Regions from separate parts of the Homo sapiens genome. Here region 2 is linked to region 1. The links are chromatin loops, found by intact Hi-C in ENCODE. Cell type or tissue: psoas muscle. All regions are shown on one strand. Each heading gives the region's core, and the rest is flanking DNA. Links, peaks and the distances in the headings are about the cores only. Region 1 overlaps DST (dystonin). Region 2 overlaps DST (dystonin).

What was found. A loop is a pair of places that touch in the nucleus more often than their neighbours do. Peaks named below come from ENCODE experiments on the same cell type or tissue, not always from the same donor. Only the 100,000 strongest peaks of a DNase experiment are listed, where the experiment ranks them.
Region 2: it touches region 1 in a loop (2.9-fold over the local background); 53 of 110 quality-filtered maps call a loop at or near these places.

The regions. Positions count from the first base shown.
Region 1 is chr6:56,771,651-56,774,577 of GRCh38, forward strand. The region is part of intron 4 of DST (dystonin); the gene reads right to left. Among named protein-coding and RNA genes, the nearest start is that of DST-AS1, 71 kb to the right of the region's middle. In psoas muscle, for the core only: no CTCF peak of the experiment used is centred there; a DNase peak (open chromatin) is centred at 1,361; H3K4me3 peaks cover 779 bases; H3K27ac peaks cover 2,500 bases.
Region 2 is chr6:56,830,890-56,833,816 of GRCh38, forward strand. The region is part of intron 4 of DST (dystonin); the gene reads right to left. Among named protein-coding and RNA genes, the nearest start is that of DST-AS1, 12 kb to the right of the region's middle. In psoas muscle, for the core only: no CTCF peak of the experiment used is centred there; no DNase peak of the experiment used is centred there; H3K4me3 peaks cover 388 bases; H3K27ac peaks cover 1,442 bases.

The DNA.
Region 1 (2,927 bases), core at 264-2,763:
TGCCATGAATACAAAATGCACACATGTAAGAGCAAAATCAATCACAACTACAGGGAAAAAACTGCATCAAACACTAGAAATCATTAACAGTTTTTGGCTCATAGCTCTCTGCAAGAATCTGATGAACCCTGTGGACTTTTCTTCTAAATGCACATATACATGTATACAAAACTATACCTTACAAACTTAGAAAGTAACCGACCTTTTACCTCAGCCCAAAAACTTCTAACCAGGAGAAAAATCCCATTATAACATTGCATTGAAGAGTCACTAGACATGTACTTTGGCCTCTAAGACACAGGCAGAATGACTTATATATAAAGTATTAATACTCCAGTGAGAAAATAAAAGAATACCAGTATTAGTTATAAAAGGTTCTCCAAAAGGGAAACTGAAATAAAAGTAGGGAAGAGTAACACCCTAGCATGTGGGGTCCAGGTTATTTTAGACATGAGGATTGAGTAATGCCAAGAAAGCTGACATGTCAAAATCTCAACTTTTAAAATAGGTATATTTTTAGGCTTCTTTAGCAGGCTTCGGTTATGTAAATGCTTAATCATTTGGTAAAGCCGAATGTCAAATTTACATATAAAAACACATAAATTTGCAATATAACATCTAAATTATTTCATGTGATGGAAAATAAGAACTAAAAATACATGTTACTTATTAGCTGAATCATAGGTAGAAGTTTCTTAAAGTGATGTTTTTATGTGATGATACTGCCCATACTAGAAGAGCGTGGGGCAGGAGACTGCATGGCAGAGCAGAAACGGCACATACTGCAAGCTAACTCTCTTCGATCTGCTCCTAGAACTGCAACTGATTAGCCATGTGATTCCGATCAAGTCATTATCTTTCGGGATCCCAATTTTTAAAACCTATGAAGTTAAAGGAATGCCCCATATGACCTTTAAAACTGCTAATTATTTTATTCTAAAGTTATCTAAGAGTATATCAAAAGTAAACAAGAATCAGGGTCAATTAGTGGAGCAGAACAATTAAAATCACAAGTAGTTTTCATTAGAGGATGCCCCAAAACAACATTTCATACATGAGCGAAAATTCCTCAGGAATGTTGCTGCCACAAATATTTTGGTCCTTCAGAGTCATTGTGATAGCCAGCCTCCAGGAGGAATCCCAGTAATCCCCACCTCTGTTATGCACATCCTTACACAGTCTCCTCTCACAGTGCACTAGGGTTGTCATTGTGACCAACTGTATACAGCAAAAATGGTACGTTACTTCCAAGATTGCATTATAAAAGACAAAATCTTCAGCTTGGGTGCCTACTCTCCCTCACTCTTGGTTTCTTGTTCTAGGGAAAGCATGCTGTCATGTGGTGAGCATGCTGTGGCTTCTGGCCAACAGCAAGCAAGGAACTGAGGTGGACCAACAAGCATGTGAGTAAGCCTGGAAACAGATCCACTAACTCAGCTGAGCCTTGAGATGACTACAACACCTTGACTGCCACCTGATGGGAGACCCTGAGCCTAAAACACACAGCTGAGCAATTCCTAGATTCCTGTCCCTCAGAAACTGTGATACAGTAAATATTTCTTGTTTTAATCTAGTAGGTTTTGGGGTAATTTGTTATATAGCAATAGGTAACAGATACAGTCATCTTTTATTCTTTTTTTTAGCCTCTTGGACCTTATAAGTTATTGGTCCAGATTTATTTAGTTATTCTTTCACCCTGTCTCTTATATAACCACTGCTTATATATATACTTTTTTCATTTCCTTTGCAACCACCCAGATTTGGGTCCCCTGAATCTCACTATTAAAAATACCACAAAAGTCTATACACTATATCTCTAAGTCAAGAATCCCAAATTCAAATATATATGAGATATTCAGGCAATGTCAAGTGGACTAAGCATAAGGTAATGGGGAGGTTGGGGACAGTGGTGAACATCAGGATGAATGTGCCTTCTTAGGGTGCTGTCTTCTGCTCAACCCCAACCAACTGCTGCCATGTGAGTATGTGGGCCCAGTGTTGCCAGATCACCTGCTTTTATACGAAGACCCTAAACTCTCTATTTTTATGATATTTCTCAATTTTTGAATATTGGCTTAAAATTGTTACAGTATATAGAACAAAATATATCTACCATCTGGACTCAGCCTGTGAGCCACCAATTTCCAGCCTCTACTCTAGATCAGTCTTCCTAGAATTTCTCTCAGGCTGGGCGCGGTGGCTCACGCCTGTAATCCCAGCACTTTGGGAGGCCGAGGCGGGTGGATCATTTGAGGTCAGGAGTTCAAGACCAGTTTGGCCAACATGGTGAGAACCTGTCTCTACTAAAAATACAAAAAACAGGCACGGTGGTATGCCCCTATAATCCCAGCTACCTGGGAGGCTGAGGCAGGAGAATCGCTTGAACCCAGGAGGTGGAGGTTGCAGTGAGCTGAGATGGCACCACTGCACTCCAGCCTGGGCAACAGAGTGAGATTCTGTCTCAAAAAAAAAAAAAAAAAAAGAATTTATCTCAGATCTTGATTCCCCTGCTCAAAACATTTAAGAGTTATCCATGACTATCCATGGTTCTCTAACTGAGAAAGCTGACATTCACATACCTCTTCAATCTACCTGACCCAAACTTACCTCTCCAGCCTTATAGTCTCTATTGAAATGTTCTGTTACGGCAGACAGGCCTATCCAACACTCTCTAAAAAAGTCATTTCCCACCCACAATATTCCAGCCAACTTGCCCCATCCATGCCCTACCCATAGCTTAAAACCAAACCAAATATCACTTCCTCAGGTAAGACTTCCCTGACAGCCCATCATCCTCTAAAGTCCTGCAACAAACAACAGTCAAGATATTCATTTAGCCATTCAACACATATCAGTTCAATGGCTCTTTTACTGCCATCTTGAACTTTTCTTTGAACCTGGTATGTTTATCTTTTCAGACATTTATA
Region 2 (2,927 bases), core at 176-2,675, 59 kb after region 1:
GCATATAAGGATGAGCCACAATTACCTACAGTATGGTGTTCTCTAGACTGGCTATCAGAAGACCAGAATTCTAGCCCCAGTCCACCACCTAGTCAATGCAATCATGGAAGCCTGATTTCCTTGCCTATAAAATAAGGGCACTGGCACTTATGTTACCCATCTCAGAGAATTGTTATAAGAATCAAATTGTATCATATATGTAAAAAAAAGTATAAAGTGCTAAAATTATTATGATCATCAATCTAATTGAGAGTTTCCTACACCATATTAAGAGTGTCACATCCAATCTTTACATTTGCTGAGCCATGGCTAAAACTTATTTCTCAGTACTAAACCCTCAGGTTTCATAACATATGTATGATAAAGCAGAGTTCTTAAAAATGGAGGATAAAATCTTCAACTCAACACCGGTTATGTATAAGCAAAATCTATCTTGTTTATATTAAAGTAGTAATTCAATTTTGTGATAATACTTTTCCTAGAATGCAAAAGGTGAAATGCAAGGTCAGATTGTCCAAATGACATGGTAAAACCAAGAAAAATCTCTGTCTGCACCATCCACCCACACATAACACAAAGCCTCTCCCTTCCCCAGCTCCCACTGAAATTCTGCCTTCCTTCAAATGCCAGCCCTGCTTGTGAAACCCCTGGATGCTCGTATCACTCCTCTTGTGTAGCACTCACATATAATGAGTGTAGCTGGTCCACTTTCGTCACCAAACTCTGCTCTTTGAGAGGCTACAAACCTGTGTTCCTCTTCCTTCTGTAGGCCCTGATTCCTTAGCATATTTTAATGTATAGGATCAATAAGTATTTGGAATTAAACCACATGTTCCAAACTGGTGAAGATCTGCTTCTCCCGGTTCTAAATCCTTCATCTCTTCCCAGTTTTTCCAGGGAAAGACTGAGTACAAAATACGATGGGTATGAGGGAATAGAGAATATACTAGATGGTAATGTGTTCACTTGAAGCATATGATCAATTAATTTCTGACTAGAAATATGAGAAAGGTTGGGAACAATGCTGCTTGAATGCTTTCAAAAAATGCTAATTATAAAAGTATTTCATTCCATTTACAGTATTTTACTTCTACTGAAGCACAAATTTAAATTTCTATATAGTTTTCTAAATGGAAAGGGATATATAAGTACAGGTCTTTTTCCACAAGAAAACTAAAGCATCCTTGCATCTTGCTTTCTGTAATTTAGAATCCTTCAGTCCTGCTTTAGACCTTCCAAAAAGGTTCAAAGAAAAAGTATAAAGACTACACATTATCTATAGTAGTTAAATTGTTAGAGCTTCTGAGATTGTTTAAAGGACACTGACATATTTTGGCCAAATCCCATCCTGAATTTCCAGGTGTTGTGGGAGGGACCCAGTGGGAGGTAATCGAATCATGGGGGCAAGTCTTTTCCATGTTGTTCTTGTGAGTACTAGTAACTAGAACTTACTAGTTCTAGTAAGTCTCACGAGATTCTGATGGTTTTAAAAACAGGAGTTCCCCTGCACAAGTTCTTTCTCTTTGTCTGCTGCCATCCATGTAAGACGTGACTTGCCCCTCCTTGCCCTTCCTTGCCTTCCACCATGATTGTGAGGCTTCCCCAGCCATGTGGAACTGTAGGAACTGTAAGTCCAACCTCTTTATTTTGTAAATTGCCCAGTCTCTGGTATGTCTTTATCAGCAGTATGAAAACAGACTAATGCAGAGATAGTCAAATAACACTGCAAAAAAAAAAAAATGCCTCTATAGCACAAACTATTGCTTCAAGAGGTATAAAATTCATATTATATGCAAAATCAAACTCTTAATTTGAATCACTCCGCTTTTTATCTACTAAGTATTTTCAATATTCTTTTTTTGTTTTTGAGACAGAGTTTTGCTCTTATCGCCCAGGCTGGAGTGCAATGGCATGATCTCAGCTCACTGCAACCTCGGCCTCCCAGGTTCAAGTGATTCTCCTGCCGCAGCCTCCTGAGTAGCTGGGATTACAGGTGTCCACCACCACATCCAGCTAATTTTTGTATTTTTAGTAAAGATGGGGTTTCACATGTTGGCCAGGCTGGTCTCGAACTACTGACCTCAGGAGATCCACCTGCCTTGGCCTTCCAAAGTGCTGAGATTACAGGCATGAGCTACCATGCCCTGACTTATTTTCAACATTATCTAGTTTCTGTTACACAAATAAGGTTATCACAAGATCGCAAGACGAACAACCAAGTACTCCTTTAATCACTCTCTTTTTTCTAGCAAAGGCAGTCAATAGTGTTCCAGAATTCTAAACATTTAGGAACTACGACTCTTCTAAAATATGTTAACAGAAAAAAAGCAAATAATCTTGCTGTAACTCAACTCATGTTTTTAAAATCACATGTAATCATTTACGTGAAAGCACTGTCTTAACTCTAAGAGGCAACAGTGTGAAACTGTGTTTGTGGATACTGTATACATATAGCACTACATCCAGGCCATAATCAAATTACCATAACAAAACTTTCTCACTAACTACTTTCTTACTTACAAACTTTCCAACTCTACTTCTGATTACATTTTAAAAGAAGTAATTCAATATCCTAAGAGTTTTTAACTTTCACATGTTTTACAGGACATGGACTACTAATTTCAGTGTATGCTTAAAATAGAACAGTTCGACTAATTTTAGACTCAAGTGTTATAAAGCATCATAGCTGCCAACCAACTGGATACCTGAATTGCAGCTACAACAGCATATTAGATACACCAAAGCAAACTGTCAGATTGCTGAACTCAGAGTCACCACATACAACTCTATGAAGCAGATACAATAAATAACACACATAGCTAAAACAAAATAGTACTTAAGAATGCTATGACCATATAAAAGGAAATAATCAGGTCCTTATTTATTTAAATAATAGCTATAATATGCAGTGGCTCAAAGGTGTCAAA